Linked DNA regions of Homo sapiens: all the other regions are linked to region 1. Evidence: chromatin loops called from intact Hi-C (ENCODE). Cell type or tissue: MCF 10A. All regions are shown on one strand.

Region 1 (8,000 bases):
ATTGAGCTCACTGCTGGGTTGGAGCTGCAGACTCATTCTGTCAGAGCTTCCCCTTTACCTCCTCCTCCTTGTAATTCACAGTGTTTTCTGTGCCCACTGCTGACCTCCGAGGCTGGGCAAAGCCAAGTTGGGAACAATCTGACTATTGATTCTGTTTCACTCTACAATGGATGGCATCAGCTGTAAAAAGTTGGGTTAATGAGGCACCTCTGGCTTCAACTATCTTATTAAGGGCCCGCAATAAAAATAACCAAACAAGATGTTCCTATCATTTTTTTTCCAGACATGTTGCTGGGGAGGAAAATCTAAATGAATGCTTCGTTTAGTCAACATATGACACATGTTTTCTAGTCATTTTATATGGTACATTTAGGAGAAGGGAGAACAAAAGGTGAATAAGACATGCTGTACCCCCTCTCTTTATTTTGGTAGAATGGCCACAGAGGAGAGCCAGGGTAGCCTAGAGTTTGACAGTCTTTCTACCTTAACAGTCCCTTTTATAATTATCTGATATCTTCTGCTTTTGAAGGACGAATCAATTTCGAATAGATAAGGCCACGTGCCTTCTTGATTTGAGCCTCATTTCAACAGTGAATTGAGTGTTACCTATATATATGGGAATCTTGCCCTGGGCCTCTCTCATCAGACCTAGGTGCCTTCCCGCATGACGGCAGCGTGATGACATCGGTCCTAATAATCTTATCCAGACCCGAGGTAAACCCTCCTCTCTTATTCCAAGTTTATGTTTTTACCTCTGAGTTACTACCTGGTGGTGGGTGGAGGTAGAAATAGGGAATGGACAATAAGCATTACCTGGTATGTCTCATCTCTTTCCACTTGTTAATCGTATATTCCATTGTTTCAAAGGTTGTAATCGTGGTTGGCTTTATAAAGCTTTTTTATGGTCTTGAAGCACGTAGCAATCATATGTAACTACATAATTATCTTGAGAGACACGTCAATGCCATCTTCATTGTGTAAATGGGAAAAAACAAACAGGCACAGAGAAGGTGATGTCGTAAAGCCCTGGTCATGTATGAATTCATTTCACAGAGAGTTTTTGAGTGGCCGTGCCGTTGTAGGCTTAGGGAGGCATTTAAAGATGAATAAAATGTTATCCCTTCTTTTAAGGAACTCAAAGTGGAAAAAAACAGATGTAAACAAATGATCAACTTAAAGTAAGGTGAATGTTACGGCAGAGGATTGTGATAGGGGTAGGAGGAAAGGTCATGCAAGTGGGAAAGGAGTGGTTAGTGGTAGGGAAAAGTTGGAGAGAAGGTGACAGGTGAGCTGGATCTGGCCTGACTGATCTGCCACCAATACGTGGGAATGAGCCACTTAACCTCTCATTGCATCACAGTGTCCTCAGCTGAAAAGTGTTGCATTTGAACTGAATGATTTCTTGGGTTCTAAAGGACTGAGCCTTCGGAGAAAATGAGAGTTCAGAAAGTTGGTGTTTTGGGGTGGAGTGGAATGAGATAGCCTTCGGAAAGCAGTTTAATGAATGCTGTGAAAATCTTAATAAATACCAGTTAAAGAGTAAGTTTTATTGTATTCACTTGCAAGGGAGGTATTATTCAAGTGGGTAGTGTGAAAGCCCTGAAGGACTGAGCTTCCTTCTGAAAAGCAGAGGAGTAGCTACTATCAGAAATAGCTGACGTGAATTCATCGTTGAGACTAAAGTCAATGGGCTCTACCAGCAGCATATTCCTCTGCCCATAAGTCCATGAAACTTTCTACCCTACATGACCTGGAACTAATCTACTTCACTCAAATTATTAGACTTTCGTATCAGAAATGGGAATAATGACAATATTGCAGCACACAGGTATGTTGTCTGAAAAGCCTAGCATTTGGTAAACTCAGTCAGTCTTTTAATAAAACCCGAAAGCCATGTAATGCTTTACTAATGACATCTTTTCCAATGTCAAACAAGGAACAGAAGGAATCATTGAAAGAAAACCATCTCCAACAGGAGTTAATTGGAGCAATTTACCTCATTTAAAACCAAAGGGTCAAATAGGACATAAAGCAACAAGCATCCAATCACCCTTTTTGTTCTCTGTACCTGTTTTTTGGTGTGTTAAACTTTGCAAATGCCTTTGAAGGTCTTAGGCAATCAGACTACTTAGATTTAGAATAAATTATAGAGTCCCTGAGGCTCAGAAGCTGACTTCAAGGCTTCCGGTCACTGGAGTAATATTCTGGTCTATCACGATAGTCCAGTGTTTAGCAACATTTACTGAATAGATGCTAGAATTTTTATTATATTTCAAGTTCAGAATTTCAGGACTTTTTTTTCACAAGGTAATATGAACCAGAATTATATTTCTTTGAAGTTAACATTGGTTAATTAAATAAAGACTACTTGGAGATTTTCAACCCTTCAGCATCCCAGATAAAGGTGTAAACATCTTTTAGGACAGCTGGATTCTCAGTGGTCTTAATCTGCAATTTATTCTAACTTTAGCTACTTAGTATTAAGTAAAGAACAGGCATGGGCGGTATTGTTGAAGCTCCCTTGCCTAGACAGAGTAAAGATTTCTGGGAAAGTAGTCCACTTCATCGTTTAGCATTGGGTTCACTAAGTTTTTCACGACATCCCAATAGATGTGATGATTATTCTCATATAGTGGAAAAAATAAAACACCAGAATAGATAAATAATTTGACAGAAGTCAAAGTCAGTAGATGTCAGTTCCTCGAGTTAAAAAAAAGTTGCTGAACTCTCTAAGAAGATTTTGCAGTTTTGATGTTTTGAATAACTAGGAAGCAGTAGGAATTATTATGAGCTTATCTGACACTAGATCTCACCCACTCCCCCACACTCCAGTGCAAATCCAGAAGGAGGCGACATCTTCAGCAAGATGGCTGCTGCCACTGCTCTGAGTTGGTTAGACATGATTAAAGCTCTGTCTAAACATGCCCTGGTTTCCTCACAGGGAGCACTTTCAGCCTTCTCTGAACTTCCAGGCCGCAGGGCTAAGCACAGGGTACAGATTTTTCCTTGCAGACGTTTGGCTTCTGAGTGATGTTTTTTTTGTCTCTAAGGGTAATAAAAGTACATCAGATGTTGCTCCCTGTACCAGAAAGTTTGCTTTGAAGAACGCGTGAGCCGCTTCAAAGGCTAGGCATGCTGCAGAGATGGCTGTCCCCGGAGACTGTGAGCTATCGGGGTGTGCCTATTAACTAGGGACACGTTGCCCACCAAGCCACTTACCAGCTAAAGGCTGATTGTCAAAAATGTCAAATGTGACAAATTGGCGTGCCAAAACTGAAAACTGCCCTACCTTCAGAATCAGCATGAAATAAACTATCATGCCTTGAACTCTGTGGTCAAAACATGTCATTTATGTGTAGAAGGATTTACAAATTAAATAGAATGATATTTGAATGACCATCAACGTCAGCACAGAGGGCTTTTCATTATTGATCTGAGGTCAACGTTTAACTCATCAGAGCAGGCTAAACAGGGAAGATCAAGTCCATGGTAGGGACCCCAAGGAAGAATCATAGCCACAATTGTGCTTTGTATTTATAGCTTAGCAAGTGAACGACACTGCAAACAACTGACTCCAAGTTGGAAGGGACCTTAGAAAGCACCTGACCTTATGCCCTTTATTTTAGAGGTGGAGAAATGTGAGTTACTCAACTTTACTGAAATGTTAGTGGTAGAAATATGGACTCAAAACCAGCTCCTCTGACTCCTAGAGCGGCAGACCACACTGAGAAGCTATGGAATTGCAGAGAAGAGTGCAGACTGTGTTACCATGGACTTGCAGCCCTTTCTGCCTTTTACTGGCCTTTAACGCACATCTGTTCAGTGTCTTTATCTATAAAGAAAAGGCTGGTAATATCTATTTCATAAGTTATCTAGAGATTTCATTGGCCAGGCATGATGGCTCATGCCTGTAATCTGAGCACTTTAGGAGGCCAAGGCTGGAGGATCACTTGAGGCCAGGAGTTTGAGACCAGGCTCGGCAACATATGGAGATACTGTCAGGAAGGGAAGGGGAGGGGACGGGAGGAGAGGGGCAGGGAGTGGGGGAGGGGAGGGGAGGGAAGGGGAAGAGAAGGGAAGAGGGAAAGAAGGAAGGAAGGAAGGAAGGAAGGAGAAAGGAAAGAAAGAAAGGAGAAACAAAGAAGAAAGAGAAAGAAGAAAGAAAAAGAAAGAAAGAAAAAGAGTAAGAAAGAAAAGAAGAAAGATTAATTGAGATTATAAAAAGAGAGCCGAACACATAGCAGGTAATCATTAAAAGACAATGACTTGTGACTATATCAGAACACCTAAAATGAAGGAAAATGAATAGGACTGTGAATTCTCTGGCAATATTTCACCTGCTCTCATGACTTTTTTTTTTTTAGTGCATTATCCCTTGATCAACCTCAGAACCTTCAAGGTTAATTTTCATACAGTTACATTTAGAAATAGTCTGATCATATATAACACACTTATTGCTAGGGCAGGGGCACAGGAGAAGAGAAACTTGTTACAAAATTACAAAATTGAGAGTGTTTGAACTCCAAGCTGGTTGTCAATCAGCAGTCCAGAAAAGAGAGGCTTGTCTTGTCTGCAGCCACCTCATTTGGTCCTTCTGACAGCCTAGCTTTCTGTCTGCACTGTGACATTACAGCTACTTTGTTTGTGCCAAGCACCTTGAAAGACACAATTTTTACCTATTTCCTTTTACTGAGCTTTCTGTCACTTGCTTTTCAACTGTGTAAAAAACAGAATCGTTAGTCAGCAGCAGAGGGCACTATTAGCATATTTTGCTGTGAGGGGTTAAAAATAAAAAAGAAAGATGCCTCTATGCATTCATTCATTCGTTCATTTTAGCAAGTCTTGATTTAACATCTACTATGTTCTCAGCATTTAGAGAAATGCTAAACAAGCATGAGATGTTGCATTTATAGTCCAGGTGGGAACATGATATGAAATGATACATGTGGTACATGCCTGAATGCAAAGGGTATATGTTTTGGAGGTTTTTGAGGACAGCAGAGTTCAGTTCGGTAGGCTAGTGTGACCCAGGAAGTATTTGGCAGGAAGTTAGTCTAGAGTTGTTTCTTAAATGACGAGTATGATATGGAGTGGTAAAGATAAAATATATAAAAGATAAAATAGACAACATTAAAAAAATCAGTAAGTCATGCATTGCCATGAATATCAACACTAATTGTTGACAACCACTACCCTGACAAGTATTACTTACCTCTACTGCTTATAATAGTCATCGTGGCTCACACGGGTAGCTGCTTTCACAACCATGATGTCATTTTGCCCTTGCTGTAATCCTGTGACTTCAGCTCTATAGGTATTATTATCCTAATTTTACTATGAGAAAATCAAGGCTTTTAGAGGGAAAGTGACTAGCTTAAGCTCACACAGTCACTAGTACTGCTGGGATCCAAAACTGGTTTTCCTCCCTGCTACTGCAGCAGGAAACCATAAATTTGTAACATAGACTCCTCTGGAAAAGAGGGTTTGGGATGTGAAATTAAAAGGAAAAGTCACAGCTGTTAGGCTACCTACAGGTTACCGAGGGCTTGATCGAAAGCTAAACTGAGGCATTGGGGCTTGATCCTGTAAACCTCAGGGAGGATTCTGAAGTTTGGGAGAGCTCGACACAGGTGGTTATAGATTGTAGTTGTTAGATTAACAAAGTCAGCCTGAGAAGGATTGGAGGAAAAAAGGTCAATTGTCAGGGATACCAATAAAGCAAATGTTACACTAATCAAGAGTTGAGTGGGAGGGAATTTGGGAGTAGTCTGCCCCAGTGGGAAGGAGATTTTATCTTTGTCATTGTCTATAGTTGCTGGCACATAGAAATAATACAAGGCAGGCTAATTTCGAATTGGTTTTGTATTGGTTTTAGACCTCTAAAGACAACACCTCGTCATTGCCTGCACCCAGGGGTATCCAATCCTACTGATTGCCTAGCTTAGTCCACCACTGCCAAGGCACATGTGAGGAAGCCTGAGGCAGGCTGGCAGCCGTGGAACTTGCGGGTAAAGGACTAAGCAGAGACATCCTGAAGGAAAAACAAATCAGAACTTGGAGGCTGTCAGAGTCACCAAGAAGAAAAGATAAAAATTATGTCTCTGAGCTGTTGAGCCTAAGAAAATAATGATGTCAGTGATGCAAGCAGAGAAACGAGGGAAAACATCAACTAGTTTCATAGGGAATTTGACCTTATTACACAGAAGGACTCCCAAGTAGCAACTGAACACTTAGCTGGAATGTTTTCGTATAAATGTATTTCCTACTCTGTTTAGTGATTTCTTGCTTGTCATCTTTTTCTTTACCTGAAAACTTATAAATTACTTGTAATAGCTCTTCTACAGGTAAATTAACAGAGGTGACAGGTAACACTGAGTTGTTAGTGCTAACACTCCTTGCTTAAAACCCTTCCAATGATGTAGAAACAAATCCCAGCGATCTTCTGGCTTCCTCGCCGTACGCTGGTGCCCTTGCCTACCTCCTCAACCCTGCATGCTGCCACTTTCCTCCTCTTTATTCCCTACCCTGTAGCATGGCCCTCTCTTGTCTCTCAGATGTTTACATTCAATTCTCTCTGCTGAAAACACTGTCCTCCCACCACCACTCTGGTTTCACCAGGAAACTCCGACCGTGGGTGGTCACCCATCCCACTTTCCCTGGGACCGAGGGGTCTGAAAACCAAACTTGGACAGTTGGTCACTCTACATCATGTTGTGGCTTAGGTCTGGAATATTTCTTCCTCTAGGAAGCCTTCTCTGATGCCATGTACTCCTAGGCTAAGTTCGGTCTCTCTGCAGAGTAGTCCAGACCCACCCTTCCTTACCCTTCTCACACCCCTCATTATTGAGTTTATATTCATGTCTTCTGCTGTCCATGGTAGTGGACTTTGTGCCATCACCACTCTCACCATCTTCGTCTAAGCCACCATCATCTATCTCTCTGCTGAATTACTGCAGTGTCCTCCTAACTTTTCTTTTTGCTTCCACTCTTGTCCTCTTTCGGTGTATTCTCAACCAAAAAGCCAGCGGTATCCTTTTAAACATAAATTAGCTTATGTCATTCCTCTGCTCAAACATCTTTCATTGGTTTTGCATCTCATTGGCTAAGTCATTAGAACAGCCACCAAGACCTGAGGCAGCTACCTCTCTGTTCTTATATCCTATATACTCTCCCCTTGCTTAGTTGGCTGCAGTGGCACTGGCCTCCTTACTCTTCCTAGAACATGCCTGTTGCCTAGCATGCTCCAGCCTCAGGGCTTTGCATTTACTGTTGTTTATGCCTGAGCCATTCTTCCCTCAGGTGTCTACGTGGCTCATTCCCCATGTCTATCTAGTTGAGATCAAAGATCACCTTCCTGGGGAGGTCCGCCATGACCTCTCTCTACAACTGAACTCCTGCAGTCAGCATTCTCACTCCCTCTCTCTGCTTAATTTTTTCTTTTTTTTTTCTTTATTTTATTATTTTTTTTGAGACGGAGTTTCACTCTTGTTGCCTAGGCTGGAATGCGATGGTGCAATCTCGGCTCACCACAACCTCCATCTCCTGGGTTCAAGCAATTCTCCTGCCTCAGCCTCCTGAGTAGCTGGGATTACAGACACGTGCCACCACGCCTGGTTAATTTTGTATTTTTAGTACAGACGAGGTTTCTCCATGTTAGTCAGGCTGGTCTTGAACTCTCGACCTCAGTTGATCTGCACACCTCAGCCTTCTGCTTATTTTCTTCATAACCCTTAATATCATAACTTCCTACTTATGTGTAATCTAACTTGATTTATTGACTACCTCCTTCTGCCCAGAATAAAGTTTCTAAGACAAGAGTTCCATTCATTGCTATATTTCCACAGTTTAAAATATTACATGACACAGATAAGAAATGCATAACTATTAATTAAATGAGTAATTAATTAATGTACACACAATTAAATGAAAGAGTGAACAAACACATTGGAAAGGACAACTGACTGAAAGTCACAAATTTTAGCTTAATCACTCAGGATTTG
Region 2 (8,000 bases), 280 kb after region 1:
ACAGATGTGAGCCACCACGTCTAGCCAGCTATTACTTCTTTAAATACTTTTTTCACCCCTTTCTCACTTGTCTTTCTAGGATATTAGTTAAACATTTGCTAAGATCCTTTGATATTGTCCTGTATGCTTGAGTTGCTATTATATTTTCTTCAATATTTTTATTTCTTAACATTGGATAACTTCTATTTATTTGGTTGAAATCCATTGACACTTTCTTTTTCTACCTTCAGTCATCTGTAAAGCTCATATGGATTTAAGATTTTAGTTACTGCATTTTTGTTGTAGATTTTCTATTTCATTTGCTTTTATATTTTTCATGTCTCTGTTTAGATACCTCATCTATATAACATTAAAAGCATATTTTCATTTTATTCCTTGAAATGAACAATAGTTTCCTTTAAGTTTTTATTTGATAAATTAAACCTCAGGATGACTTTAAAATCTGTTTTTATTTATTTAATTTTTTCAATTTTATACTGGACATCTTGGATGATGTAATTTAGATAAACTGGATTTTGGATTTTTTTTTCCAGAAAATTGCTGATTTTTGTTCAAATAAGTAGCTCTATCATAGCCTATTTACCTTAAACTTGTATTCGCTTAGTTTTATGCTTTGTTGAACATATCTGTGCAATGCCTAATTTTTTTTCTCAAGCCCCTGTAACTTGCTACGGCTTAATTTCTAAACTCTGTCTTCCTGTGGATATTGTCAAAGCTGAGTTTTACGCTTTAATAAGGAGGTGTTGTATAGGCCTTACTCTTGGGTAGGGTCAGCAAACTATGGTCTGTGGGTCAAATCTCGACTGATACCTGTTAATTTTATGATTAAAGCTGTAGTGGAACATGGCCACACCTATTTATTTATGTATTTTCTATAGATGCTTTCACATCTCAAAAGCAAGGTTAAGAAGTTGGAACAGAGATTATAGGGACCAGGGTCAGAAAACATTTGCTGTCTCTTGCTGTAGAACATGGTCTATACTTAAGGAATGAACTTCTTGATGTCTCAGTTGAATACTCAGGATATTAATAAGATTTTTGCACTCTAGCTGAGTTGGGGCATTGGGTTCTTCCATAACCATGCAATCTTCAGCTTCTGTTCTACTCTCAAGTCTTTAGTACTTATTTGCTTTGCAGCCTCCCATAGTCTCTTCCTGAGCTTGTAAAGATTATCCCATAGCCAGACACCCTACAAGAGCTCCCACACAAACTCTGGGGTTCCTACTCAAATTAGCTCCCTGCTCTCTGGTGCCCTAGTCCACAGATTCTACCTCCTTCAGCAACTCTTAAATCTACTTTCTCGCACCTCTAATCCCAGCACTTTGGGAGGTAGAGGCGAGTAGACCAAGAGGTCAGGAACTTGAGAACAGCCTGGTCAAGATGGTGAAACCCTGTCTCTACTAAAAATACAAAAATTGGCCAGGCGTGGTGGCGGGTGCCTATAATCCCAGCTACTCGGGAGGCTGAGGCAGGAGAATCTCTTGAATCCAGGAGGCAGAGGTCGCAGTGAGTAGAGATTGCACCACTGTACTACTCTCGCCTGGGTGACAGAGCAAGACTCCGTCTCAAAAAAAAAAAAAAAAAAAAATTCTAACTTCTGCCTTAGCTTCAGTGGGACTGTCGTGCTATGCTTGTGTGTCAGCTCCTTCTTTCACAGTTTAGGAAATTGTTCTCAGGCAGAGAGTAGGTTCAATCATGAGACACACTTTTATGAGTTTTTTTTTTTTTTTTCAAAAACTGTAAGCCTGTGCTGTCTTTTGTTCAAGGCCTGAAAAGTTTTCTTATATATTTTGTCCAATATCAGTGTGTTTATATATGGTCACAAGTATAAGTTCCTCTACTGTCATTTAAAAATATCCAATCCATTCTTTTGTAAATGCATGTAAACCCATTTACATACATACACACAATTTCCCTTTTAGTAGATATTAAGCCAGTGATAGTATTATACTCATTTCATGTTACTTGAGAACTACCCATATACACTAAGCTTGAATTTAGGAGAATGAATTACTCACTTCTTCCAAGAAACTGCCAAAAGTTTCTTCAGCTACCTTTCAGATTTTTGACACCTCACAAGGTAAATCAACTGCCATATTAACCAATGTTGTATTATTTATTACTATTTTACTGTTTACCTATTCTAAATCATTTCTTAATATTCATCTGTCTCTTCTCTATTTCATTCTCTTTCTCTCCTTTTGCTAGAATAATATTGGATTTCAGACTATAGGTTGAATTTAAAACCTCCCAATTTCATTGTTTTTGCTAGAATATAAAAAGTCATAATTACAGTATAAGTCTATTTCATTAATTAGTATTTGTTCATTACACAGAATAAATAACTTCATATAATCATTATTTTTGTATTAGTTGATATAACTTTTGTGTAACCAATCTCAGGGGTTTTGAATGATAGTAGAATGTCAAATATGTCTTATTAAACCTAAGTGGAGTTTCTCTGTTAAAGGGTCACATTTTTAAAAGCATAAAATCAGAATACTTTGTGCTCTTTCTATAACTACTAGAGTTTTCAAGGAATTGTAAGAATAATGTTTAATAAAATCTACTCATTAGTTTATAATTGGAAATGTGCTTATTTATTACGTTTGATAAGTATCTTATGGCTATAAACAACCTCCCCTACTTAAGAAAGGCCTAAGTAAGTATTTGAATAACTGGGTTCTGATGTCTTTTCCTTTCCTAAGGAAAACTATATTTATTTTCAGTTAGATATTAGATATCCATCGTAGTCATCAGTACCCATTATTATACAAATATATATTTGCAGTGCTTACACTTTTTTAAAGTTTCTGGTTGCATTTCATGTTGACCCAGGTTCAAATAATGCTTTTATATACTGGAAGCTATAATTAAAGTTATGCTTAAAATTAAAAAACAAAAAAGACAAGCCTTTAAAATAGAAGTGCTAATAAGACCTTACATGAACTTTCCTAAATGTCGTGGCTGTAGGAATTAGCTGACTTTTATCTATAAAATGGGTAATTGGTGTATTAGTTAGGTTACTTTCTGCTGCATATAATACACACCACAATTAAAAGTGGCTTTAAAGAATATATTTTTCACATGACAAGGTGGCTGAAGTGTGACTCCAGAATTAATTAGTGTTGTGATTCAATATCATCATCAAGGATTCACTCTTCTTCCTGCTCAGCCATCCTCTGCATGTTAGGTTTTGCCTTCAGATATATCCCCTCATAGTTGCAAATATCAATAACATCAAATATTACATTCACTTCATCCTCAAACTACATATACTCTAATCTATTTGGGAATTTTACTCAAAACATACCAAACTAGGACCTGATCCTGACAAAAAGTAGCTTATCAGGTTTGAACACGAGATTATAATGTTGAAGTAGGGTTGAATTTGTGAATAGCAGAAGCTGATCAATATTTGTGATATTCCTCTATTCTCAGTGGCATGCTGACACATGTTTAACAACTGGATATCTGAGATAAAAATCCCTGAACCGTAGCATAAGTCAATTTCTACAGCATAAATACTCCCAACATGGCCAATTTTAAGCTACAAAAATTATGTCACTGAACACAGAGTGAAGAAAACCACGGGTGGTAGTACACTCTCATAAGGAGTCGTTTTACCATGCAAAGGCAGTAAGTGTAAAATAATGAGAACACAGGTAATAGTAAGATGTAGTAAAAGAATTAAGAAGTGATGAGTTTGGTTATTTATGCTTTCATTCTAATATTTTTACTTAGTTATAAGTCTATACAGTTTATTTTTTAATAATGGCTATATTTCACAATTGGTTTGTAAAATTCCTGAATATTTAATAACCAGATGGTATGAGCAGGTACAAGCTAGCTCCGATACAACACTGTCTCCCCACCAGCTAGATCTCTTCTGCTTTTAGTGAAATTATAGCTTTCTACCATCTACACACATAAAAGGCTATGGATTCTCTTAAACATTACATAAAAACAAATACTACTATTTCATTCATTATGAAAGTAGATGGAACTTTATTATGTTTAATATCCAAGCATACAATTCAGCAATAGTCAGAGAACACCAAAATATTTTATAAACTAAAGGAGAAATAAGAGGCACATACAATAAAGTCTTACTGTCACATTTTACTGAAATTTGATCTGGAGGAAAAAAAATAAAAACTGAAAAAATGACATCTTGAATCAACTAAGGCCAGAAGTCTTGAATTCTGAGTCACTGTTTTCTTTTTTAACTCAGGCTCTGGTTCCTGTGGGATTCAGATGTCTATGCAATGTGGCATGCTGCAATGCATGTTGCATCACAGAGCATTATCTTCCTCAGTTAGGAAATAGGATGGCAGTACCAAAGACCGACCATCTCTAGCTTTAAAGTTTGTCATTTTGAATGTTTTTGAAAAAATATTTCTATGTAATTTTGAGCATAGTACTGCCCTTCATATTTAAAATTTACAAAAGATTTTAGTAACGAGATAGGCATGCAATAAATTATGTCAGATTTATGTTAAATTTCTTTGCTGGGTATTGTGATATTCCTGTTGCTGTTCACATGTCCAAGTGCCTATTTTTACCAAAAAGCTCTTAAACCCTTTAAAGGCAGGGCTTGGGGGGATAGGAAAGATGACAAAAATATAGTTTAGGGGGAAGTCAGACCTAAGTTTTAAGTTCTAATCTGCAGCTTACTCTCTGTAGAGGTTTGGATAAGTAATGTACTTTTTCCCAGTCTCCATGTTTTTAGATATTTAAAATGTTTTGGAAGTTAATTACGCTAAAGCACTTAGTAGACACTCAAGAAATAATAGATATATATTTGTTTCTGTGTCCAAGGCACCTAACACTAAGCTTAACATATATTACAACATTATTATTTGCTAAATGCGTAAGTGAATTTAAGAATAAAAATGAAAGAATGAAATGGCTGGGTGCGGTGGCTCAGGTCAGGTGCAGTGGCTCATGCCTGCAATCCCAGCATTTTGGGAGTCTGAGGTGGGAGGATCACTTGAGGTCAGGAGTTCAACACCAGCCTGGCCAAGATGGTGAAATCCTGTCTCTACTAAAAATACAAAAATTAGCTGAAAATAGCGGCATGTGCCTGTAATCCCAGTTACTCAGGAGGCTGAGGCAGGAGGATCTCTTTAATCTAGGAGATGGATGTTGCAGTGAGCTGAGATTGTACTGCCGAACTCCAGCCTGGGTGACAGAGTGAGACACTGTCTCAAAAAAAAAAAAAAAAAAAAAAAAGAATGAATGAAATAAGCCACTTAAATTATGAATTAGGTGTTTTAGTTCATCTTGCCTGAAATTGTACTGAAATTATAGCAGCTCATCTTTGTGGACAGCAAAGGATAGCATAACCACTTTAAATGATTCTATAAGATGCTTTAAGATGATGTTTCTATAAATCTTTTCCTCTGGGTCTTAATTTCTTTCATTGATGAAAAAGAACTTAAATGGTAAGGACTCCATGGTTCTTGATAACTCTGAAGTCCTTCCAGAACCTATCTTATATTTTTAACTATAATCACTATTGTACAGAACTCAATGTCGTAAAAGTATTTTGATACTTACTGATATTTGTCAACAGTAGTCAGAGCACCATCTTCAAGGTCTCTACAGAATTAATACCCCAGCTACAAACATCAGTAAGACCGGAGGATCTTAACCACTTTGTGGGTAACTGATAATTTTAAAAATATGATCAAAACTCTAAAATGTTTATTTTGCAATAGTTAAATTTGCAAAAAAAAATTCAGAGCACTTATGAAAGCCACATAATAAGTTAAAATCACTTAATCTATTCAGACCACTTTATATACATAGAAACAAAAATAAGTCCCAGAAAGACTCTCTTAATCTTATATAAATAATTAGTGATCAAATTAGAATTCCAACAGTTTCCTTATCTTTGGTATGCTTCATAAACTGTAACATATATCCACAAATGTTTAAGAAACTAAAATAGAGGAAAGAACATGTTCTCTTCATCCCCATAAAAGACAAATTGAAAGTAGAGATGTGAAGTCATATATTTATTTATATTTTTTCTTTCAATGACTAAGATAAACAATCAGCCTATTTAAGGAATTGAAATACTGTACTATATATTTGAAACACAGAGCTAACCTAATAATTTGTTTTTTAAATAAATTCTACATATTATGAAGAACATAAACACTAGATGTTTATTCAGAAGATCTTCCACTCAAGTGTAGAAAGAAGCCTATTTGTTTAAAAATAAACTTTTATTCTGTGTGCAGATTAGAGGAATGTACACATACTTAACCATATAGCAAGTCTCAATAAATTAAAAAAAACTGAAATAATACCAACGATACTCTCAGATCACAGTGGAATAAAAGTAGAAATCAATACCAAGAAGATCTCTCAAAACTAGGCAATTTACATGGAAATTAAACAACTTGCTACTGAATGACTTCTGGGTAAACAACTAAATTAAGGCAGAAGTCAAAAGTTTTTTTGAAATAAATAAAAACAGAAACACTGCATACCAAAATCGTTGGGATGCAGCAAAAGCAGGATTAAGATGAATGTTTATAGTGCTAAACACTTACCTCGAAAAGTTAGAAAGACCTCAAATTAATGATCTAACATCACACCTAAAGGAACTATAAAAACAAAAACAAACTAACCCCAAAATTAGCACAAGAAAAGAAATGACTAAAATCAGAGCAGAGCTTAGGAAACTTGAGACCCCAAAATTCACCCACAGAATCAACAAAACCAAAAATTATTTTTTGAAAGGATAAACAATATTGATAGACTCTAGCTAGATTAACAAAGAAAAAAGAGAGAAGATCCAAATAAGCGCAATCAAAAATACAATGGTGGCATTACAACCAATCCAGAGACATACAAAAGTTTCTCAAAGACTATTATAAACATATCTATTCACACAAACTGGAAAATCTAGAGGAAATGGATAAATTTCTAGAAACACAACCTCTCAGGATTGAAGCAGGAAGAAATTGAAACTCTGAAGTGGCCAATATTGAGTTCTGAAATGGAATTGGCATTAAAAATTCTACCAACCAAAAAAGCCTGACTACATAATTCACAGCCAAATTCTACCAGACATACAAAGAGGGCAAGGTACCAATTCTATCAAAACTATTTCAAAAAAATCAAGCATGAGGGACTCGTCCCTAACTAATTCTATGAAGCCAGCATCACCCTGATACCAAAAGCTCGCAAAGGCAAAATGAAAAAAGAAAACTAAAGGCTAATATCTCTGATGAACATAGACACAAAAATCCTCAACAAAATACCAACATATTGAATCCAGCAGCGCATCAAAAAGTTAATTCACCATGATCAAGTAGGCTTCATTTCTGGGATGCACGCTGGGTTCAACATATACAAATCAATTAAATGTGATTTAACACATAAACAGAATTCAAAACAAAAACCCCATGATCATCTCAAAAGATGTGGAGAAAGATTTAGATAAAATCCAACACCCCATCATGATAAAATCCCTCAAGAAACTAGGCATCAAAGGAATATACCTCAAAATAATAAGAGTGATCTACGGCAAACCTACAGCCAACATCATACTGAGTGTGCACAAATTGGAAACATTTTCCTGGAGAACTAGAAGAAGACAAGGATGCTTACTCTCACTACTTCTATTCAACCTAATACTGGCAGTCCCAGCAAGAGCAATCAGGCAAGAGAGAAATGAAAGACACCCAAATAGAAAAGGAAGAAGTCAAAGTCTCTCTTTGCTGATATGATTTTACACCTAGAAAACCCGAAAGACTCCACCAAAAGGCTTTGAGAACTGATAAATGACATCAGTAAAGTTTCAGGATACAAAATAAATGTATAGTTACACTGATAGAAATGCTATCAGTAGCATTTCTATACACCAATAATGTTGAAGCTGAGAGCAAATCAAGAATGCAATCCCATTTACAATAGGAACACACACAAAAATACCTAGGACTACATCTAACATCGAAGGTGAAAGATCTCTACAAGGAGAA
Region 3 (8,000 bases), 360 kb after region 1:
TTGCTAATCTGGGAAGAAAAGCTTTCAGCTTTTCACCACTGAGTATGATGTTAGCTATGGCTTATTGTATATGGCCTTCATTGTGTGAGCTACATTCTTTCTATATCTGATTTGTTGAAATGTTTACCATTAAATGATGTTGTATATTGTCAAATGCTTTTTCTGGATCTATGGAGATGATCACGTAATTTTATCCTTCATTCTGTTAATGTGATATATCACATTTATTGATTTGCATGTTTTGAGCCATCTTTGCATTCCTGGAAAAAATCTTGATTGTGCTGTATGGACCTTTTAATGTTCTATTGAATTTTGTCTGCTAGTAGTTTGTGAAGGGTTTTTGTATATATGTAAATTAGGAATATTGGCTAATTTCCTTTCTTTTATTATGCTTGTCTGACTTTGCTATCAAGGTAATGCTGGCCTCATAAAATACCTTTGGAAGTGTTCCCTCCTCTTTAATTTTTTTAGAAGAGTTTGACAAGAAATGGTGTTAATTCTTTATAAATGTTTGTTAGAATTCACCAGTGAAGGCATTAGGTCATAGGATTTTCTTTGCTAGGAGGTTTTAGTTTACTGATTAAATCTCTTTACTCATTGTTGGCCTATTCAGATTTCCTATTTCTTCATAACTTAGTATTGTTAAGTTGTGTATTTTTAGAAACTTATCCATTTTTTTCTAGGTTGCCCAATTTGTTGGCATATGATGGTTCATAAAAGTCTTTAGTGATCCTTTGTATTTCTGTCATATCAATTGTAATGTCCTCTTTTTCATTTATAATTTTATTTGAGCCCTCTCATTTTTTCTTAGTCTGGGTAAATGTTTGTCAATTTTGTTTATCTTTGCAAAACTAACTCTTACTTTCATTGATCTCTTCTATAGGGTTTTCTTAGTCTCTGCTGTTATTTCTGCTTTTATTTGTGTTATTTCTTTCCTTCTACTATGTTTGGGCTTTCTTTGTTCTCCTTTTCCTAGATCCTTGAAGTGTAAAATTGGGTTGTTGATTTGAGATTTTTCTTCTTTCTTCAAGTAGGCATTTATTGCTATAAACTTCTTACTTAGAAATATTTTTGCTGTAGCCAGTGAATTTTGGTATATTTTTTTCTTTCATTTGTCTCAAGATATATTTTGATTTCCCTTTTCCCCATTGGTTGTTCAAGAATAGGATGCCCAATTTCTACATATTTGTGACTTTTTTCTGTTTTTTTCCTAGTATTTCTTTGGGTTTCATACCATTGTGGTAGGGAAAAGGTATTTGAGATGATTTTAATCTTCTCAAATTTGTCAAGACTTATTTTGTGGGCTAATATATAAAGAATTCTGAAGAATGCTTCATATGTTCTTGAAAAAATGTATGTTTTGCTGCTGTTAGCTGAAGTGTTATGCATATGTCTATCAGGTTCATTTGGTCACAGTGTTGTTTAATTCTGCTGTATCATTTTTGGTTTTCGGTCTGGATGACATATCCATTGTTTAAAGTGGGGTTATATAAGTCCTCTACTATTACTCTGTTGCTGTTTACTTTTCTCTTCATTTCTGTAATATTTGCTCAGTATATTTAGGTACCCCAATATTGGGTTCATGCATATTTACAATTGTTATATCCTCATGATGAACTGATTCTTTTATCATTATATAATGACCTTCTTTGCCTCTTGTGACAGTTTTTGACTTAAAGTCTGTGTAAGTATAGTCACCCCTGCTCTCTTGTAGTTACCATTTATGTGGCATATCTTTTCCCATCTCTTCACTTTCAACCTATGTGTGTCTTTAAAGCTAAAGTGAGTCTCTTGTAGGAAGCATACATTTTGATATCTCTCTCTCTCTCTCTCTTTTTTTAGTCACGTTTGCCATTCCATGTCTTTGATTGGAGAATTAAACCCATTTATGTTTAAAGTATTATTGACAGGAAGGAATTACTATTGTCATTTGGTTAATCATTTTCTATATACTCAGTAGTTCTCTTTTTTCTTTTTTTGGTGTGTGTTGATGATCTTTTTTTTTTTTGTAGTGGTTTGCTTTGATTCCTTTCTCTAGATTTTTTTGGATATCTTTCATTGGTGTCTGTGTATTTTAAGAAGTAAGCACCTCTTCTAATCTTTACAGACTGATTTTGGTAAGGAAAGCCCTTTACCAGTCAGCTGGCTTAATTTTGTGTGAGCAGCTCGTTGGGTCTGTGGGTAGACATGCTGTTTCAGTCCTCAGGTGGGCTGACCTGAATCCTGGGTCAGTTGGCAGGCAAACCTGGTTTCTGGGTTCACAAGGGCTTGGCTGGTGCTTTGTTCCAGTGAGGATGGCCTGGCACTAGGGCGGGCCTGGAGCTGCGGTTTGCAGGAGCCAGTCTGGCACTAGAGTTAATGGAGTATGTCCATGGCAAAACCAAATGTTGACTTTACTCTCCTTCCTCTACCTTGAAGGTATCTCTCTCCACAGTGCACTCCAGGAGCTTGCAGGAGGCTGACATGGGTAGTGTGAAACTGTCCTTTATAACCTCTTCAATGTATCTTTTATCATTTCTGTGCTCCACCTAGGCACCGCAATCTCTCATCTGGAGTCCTTATCTGTTGTGAAGTTATTTTTATGACTGGATGGTTTTTAAATTCATTTTTCTTTGAAAGGATATATGCTGGAGACTCTTATACCACCATATTGCTGATGTTACTTTCCTCTCTGCTATGTTTTCCTTGAGTCGTATTTTCATTCTTATAGCTTTGCAAAATCAATAAAATATAATCATTTGAAATGCATATTTATTTTGTTATGCATTTAATTTTAACAACAATATATGAAGGCATTTAGGCATCATGGAAATGTGTTTTAGATACATATATATATATAAAAACACTAACCTGATAAATCTAGAAACATGTTTGTTGATAGACTGGCCTCAATATTGCTAATAAAAAGATCATATATAAGAGGTCTGGTCAAACTTATTGCATGCTGTTGTAAGACTTTTATGTGTTAGTGGATGCAACTGGCTTGCTAACACAGGTATCCTTGTGTTTGTTGAATGAAAACGAATGTATGAATAAATGAAAAAGTGAATGGATTTTGGATGCAGACTTTACGATAGTGTTCACCTCCAGAGAGAGTTCAATGAGCCCACCTGCGGGATTTGGAGGGCTAGGTGGGTGAGGAACCAGACATCTCAGTACCCTACTTTCTAATTTTATCAACATCTTATATAAGCCATGTGTAACATTACAGTGATACCTCAATTAACACAACCTTTGGAACAAAGGTCCCTTATAATCAAGTTGGAAGCATTGACAATAACTCATAAACTTGCAAAGCATGCTACCATGTGTCACTCTGCTCTGTGTCAGTATTCCAGTGAAGCCGCATGTCTGCACTTGGCAGATACCATTGTGCATAGCTGCCACTGGCACCCACAATCAATAGAACTGATACTATATTCCTGTTCAACTTGTTCTCTCCTCTTGGCTTTCTTTTTTCTGATCTCTTTTCAACATTAATGGCTATATCTCCTTCCACTCAAGTGTCTGATGTCCTTCTGTTCTTTAGCTTCTAATCCCCACCCTATCAAAATAAAAAGAGGTCTTGTGGATAGCTTTTCATACTGGTGACTTGCCTGATTGATTTCAGCTAATTCTGAGGTAATACATATTTATATACCAGGCAGTGCACATTATAAAACCACACCTGCCAATAGTTCTGGGAAGGGATAACACATGGTTTAGAAAGATCACTGAAAAAGAGCATTGTATGATCTATGTCATTGAAGGCTGTATTGCTGAATCACCACATGCTATTGAACTGCCAGTCCTTTTTGCTGACCTTGTTTCCACATTTACAAAATGAGAGGATCGATGATCTCTAAGGATCTTTCCAGATCTAGCTTTCTTGGATACAGAATTCATAACCGAAAACCTATGGAGAGAATTAGCTGTTTCTCTCTCAATTCCAAGATTCGGGAGAACTGAAAATGCATAGTGCCGGCTGATGTTGTTTTATCATGCTGAGTCACAGAAGAAATTTTTTTGAAAATATTTCTCTTGAAATATAAAAGGAATTATCACTAGGGTGCTTAGTAATAACCCCTTAGGGAAAAAGGCAGAGAATTACAAAACCAAGTGGCATGACACCACTACTATCTTCCCAGAATCTGGATAGAAGTTTCAAGAGTCAGGACGTGATTCACAGTGTTCTTTTTTCTTCTGCAATCATGGAATCATGTATCCAAATGCAGCCTTCATCAGCCTTTTTTCTTGAGTTTCAGTGATAAGAATATCTCTCTTGTTAACTCTGGACACATACTGAGTGTGAAAAAAAATTAGTAGCTTCAAACTACTAAAAATCCAACCAACCAACCTAACGTATCTTAAGTTGTAAAACCCAGCTTCCTCCCACTTAGTTTCTACTGCCCTTTTACCAGCCCTAGGCATTTGGAAGGTGGAAGGGGAATTCAATGTACATAATTTCCTATTACTGGATTTACATGGCTTGTAAGGCAAAACTGGGCATTTTGCCTGTAACTCTTCAGAGAGAATTTATCAGGCACAGACTCTGAGCTTAGAATTTTACTACCACAAATATAAGAAACTTAAAAAGGTAGAAAGGCATGTTTCCCTGGTGCTAAAATATTTAAAGGTATTCTCTCTTACCCTCTCCAGTTGTTCTGTCTTTACAGAGTACTGAAATCTCAGACTGATGAGGATCTTATAAGAAAGGTTATCAAATGTTCTGTCTGATGCAGTCTTCCACAGCCCCTTGAAGTAATATCTAACTTTTGCCTGAACATTGTCTTTGATAGGGAACTCATTTCCTCACAAGATGGCCAGTTCTATTTCCAAATGGCATTGATTCTAACAGAGTTCTTCTCTCTACATTAAAGTAAAATATGACTCACTACAATTTCTACCCAATGAAATGTTTAATTCTCCCTCTTGGGGCCTCATGTTAATTCCTCTTACCCTTGATATTCCTTAAAATATTTAAAGACAGCACAGTCTCTGAAATGAAGTTCCTTGAATTCTCCCAGAGAAGGAACTTGAATTACAAAATTGGCTAGAGAGGAGATGACAATTATTTGGATGTACAATTATTTCCAGGTGGTCACAACGCAGTTATTATTATTAATGCAGATGAAGTGAAAATTAGGTAGCAGGAAAAAAGTGAAAGGTTCAATTCCTCATATCTTAAATAAGTTAATGAATCAGTCGATTCATCAAAGCAGCAAGAACAAAAAAGCAGTTGGTGAGAGCTCTATTTTGGCAGGAGGAAAGCTCAATTTCACATCCACTATTTTATGCCTATCTCCTCTCCCTGTGTTGCTAATTATCTAAAATGAAAGTTTTGCTGCTTACTAATGACTAGAAAGAGAAGAGAGAGATAAATTGGTAAAGTTACTAAAAATAATCTCAGAGATACACAGAGGTTGACACAGAGGATGACACACTGAGGGTGCAAAGGATCATTTTCTAGATTGGAAAGCGAACCACATCAAATATTGCAAAACTGAAAAGGGAAAACTAAACTGCTCTGCATTAGGACCATACATAGAAGTGAAAAAGCACAAAGTAAGGGTGATGTGATTAGCAGAGGCACAAGTTAAAGACATAGGACTTTTGTTGTTGTTGTTGTCGTCGTCAAGTAGTGTGGCTATTTGAAATGAATAGTACAAATGTAGGCTACGTTCATGACAGGGTGTTTCCAAACAGAGGAGTATCGTGTTCCAAACCAAGAAACCATACCAAGGGTACAGTTCTAGCTGCCATGGCTTTCAAGAAAAGCAAACATCCTGGAACATTTTTGGAGTAATTTGACTAGGTTGGAGAAGTAACAAAACTATACCTTTACAAAGAGGAATGAAGGCTTTTGTAAATATTCATCTTGGATCAGAAAGAGCTCATGGAAAAACTTGAATGATTCTTCTGGAAAGGACGAATTAGAGGTAATAAAGGGGGAGAAAATTTCAGGAAGGCAAAATAAGGTTCAATATAAGGAAGCGCTTTCTAAACAGAACTATCTAACAATACGATAGGTCAGCTCAAATAGTAGAGAAATTGAGGCTAGGTCCATTGCTACGGATCCTGCTTTAGGGGAAATTTAGGCATCTGATTAACATTCCGGCTCAGTAGGTCCTTAAAATATAAAACTTTACTTCAGAACAAGATAACACCTTGAGACTTGGATTTGCTGTAGTCTTAAGACAAGTCTCATCTAACTAGGAGAATGACCCTAGACTAGAGACACAACTTTTAGTTTGTGCTCTAGGCTAAACAGTTTTGTAACTTTAAGCAATTTCTTTTCCTCCCTGGGCTTGGCTTTTCTTCTACAAAAGGCAGGGATATGTACTTAGATCATTGATTTTCAAACTTAAAATATTACCCGGAAGCATAAATAATTAAAATAAATTAATTAAGGAATACACTGTTGGTGGGAATATAAATTAGTACAGCCACTATGGAAAGCAGTATGGAGGTTCCTCAAAAACATTAAAAATAAAACTACCATATGATCCCAAATTGGACCCCACTTTCCACTCCTTGGCAATATCTTGGAACATCGCATTATAAGTTTGCCTTGTCATCTCAAAGGAACTCTGAGTTGCTTGTGACAGCATATTGAAACATGCTTGGGGTTGGTTAGGAATCATAACTTCTCCACTTGCTAACTGTGTGATCCTGAGAAAATGACTTACCTTCTTTGAGCCTCAGTTTCCTCATTTGTAAAATAATAATGGGTATGTATGCCAATTAAAAGGGGTTTGAGGGAAGATCAAATGAGATAATGTATGCTAAATGCCTGGTACAGAGGGAGTTTCATGAGTTAATAATTTTATCCATTCTTTCCTTTGCCCCAAAGGAAAGGCAATTCAAACACTTCTTAGGGGAAGCTCTCGATTTTTGTGACTTGGTTGTCGCTACTGCCTTTCTTCCCTTGATCCAGTCCTCATTCAGTATTTATAAACACTAAAATAGGAAAAAAGATTGGCTAAGTAAGAAGGAAAGAGCATTTTTTTTTCATTAGGAACACTTTAAAGAGTGTGTGTTTACATATCTGATCTAATTTGATCCTCACAACAACATCTTGTGGAAGATATTACTCTCTCTTACAGCTGAGAAAATGGAGACTAAGGATTCAGTGACTTGCCCAAAGTCACTTCACTAGCTGGAGAGAAACTAAGACTCAAAATTGCTCTGTCTTTATTTTGAAACTCAAGATTTTTGTGTTCTATGTTGTTGTTTAAGTGGATCCTTCTTGGTTTCTGCCCTTGGGAAAGTCTTAACGCTTCCTTTCAGTGTGAGTCTGGGGAAGAGGAGGTGAGATTTCACTCTAGATCAGAGAGGGCAAAGAGCAGCTAGGTCTGCCTTGTCCTTACAGGAACAGTTTCACCTGGTCTTCCCTCACCTGTGGGAACTCTTCCTTCTAGAGCTGCTCTGGAACACTAAAATGTATAGCCTTATCCCACAGGAATAACCATCTTCCTTGCTCATTGTCGCAGCCTGTGTCTGGGGTGTTAAACTCTCTTGCAAGGGAATTTTAACATTTTTTTCAACTTTGCCCTTGCTTGTCTTTAGAATGATCCACAGCTCATTGTCCGCCCCCTTATTTTTGGATTTTGCAAACACCCTAAGGCCTTTTGAGGAAGAGTCATGCTTCCTCGTGGGGTTGTCCCTGAAGTTCATTAAAGTCTGTTTCTCCTGGCACTGCAGTGATGATGTCCCCTATGCTTTTGGCTGAGACCCACAGATCTAGCCTGATCATTGAAATAAGCTGAAGCAATTCAGCAATCCCAAATATGGGAAGTCTGAGTATAGGAAAACCCATAAAACTTCTGATGCAATGGTTGCTGACAGATTTCACCTACCTTCCTTCTCTACACACCCAACTATCCACAACTCACCCTAATATGCAGTTCAGAGTCACACACGTGCTTCTGAAGGGAGAATTTGGCACCAGCTCTCCATTCCCTAGGGCATGGCTGGGGATTATGTTCAACAGATAACTCACCACTAAGGGTGCATTGTAT

What was found. Hi-C counts contacts between places; a loop is a spot of excess contacts. Peaks named below come from ENCODE experiments on the same cell type or tissue, not always from the same donor. Only the 100,000 strongest peaks of a DNase experiment are listed, where the experiment ranks them.
Region 2: it touches region 1 in a loop (3-fold over the local background); 10 of 110 quality-filtered maps call a loop at or near these places.
Region 3: a loop joins it to region 1, with 6 times the contacts of the local background. A loop is called at or near these places in 4 of 110 quality-filtered maps.

Annotation. Positions count from the first base shown.
Region 1 is chr3:189,945,397-189,953,396 of GRCh38, reverse strand. No RefSeq gene overlaps it. Among named protein-coding and RNA genes, the nearest start is that of MIR944, 120 kb to the right of the region's middle. In MCF 10A, a CTCF peak has its summit at 4,754 (motif pointing right); a DNase peak (open chromatin) is centred at 4,756.
Region 2 is chr3:189,660,757-189,668,756 of GRCh38, reverse strand. The region is part of intron 1 of TP63 (tumor protein p63); the gene reads right to left. Among named protein-coding and RNA genes, the nearest start is that of TP63, 33 kb to the right of the region's middle. In MCF 10A, no CTCF peak of the experiment used is centred here; a DNase peak (open chromatin) is centred at 4,256.
Region 3 is chr3:189,584,722-189,592,721 of GRCh38, reverse strand. No RefSeq gene overlaps it. Among named protein-coding and RNA genes, the nearest start is that of TP63, 43 kb to the left of the region's middle. RefSeq lists an enhancer at 5,635-5,774. In MCF 10A, no CTCF peak of the experiment used is centred here; DNase peaks (open chromatin) are centred at 4,101, 4,431 and 7,901.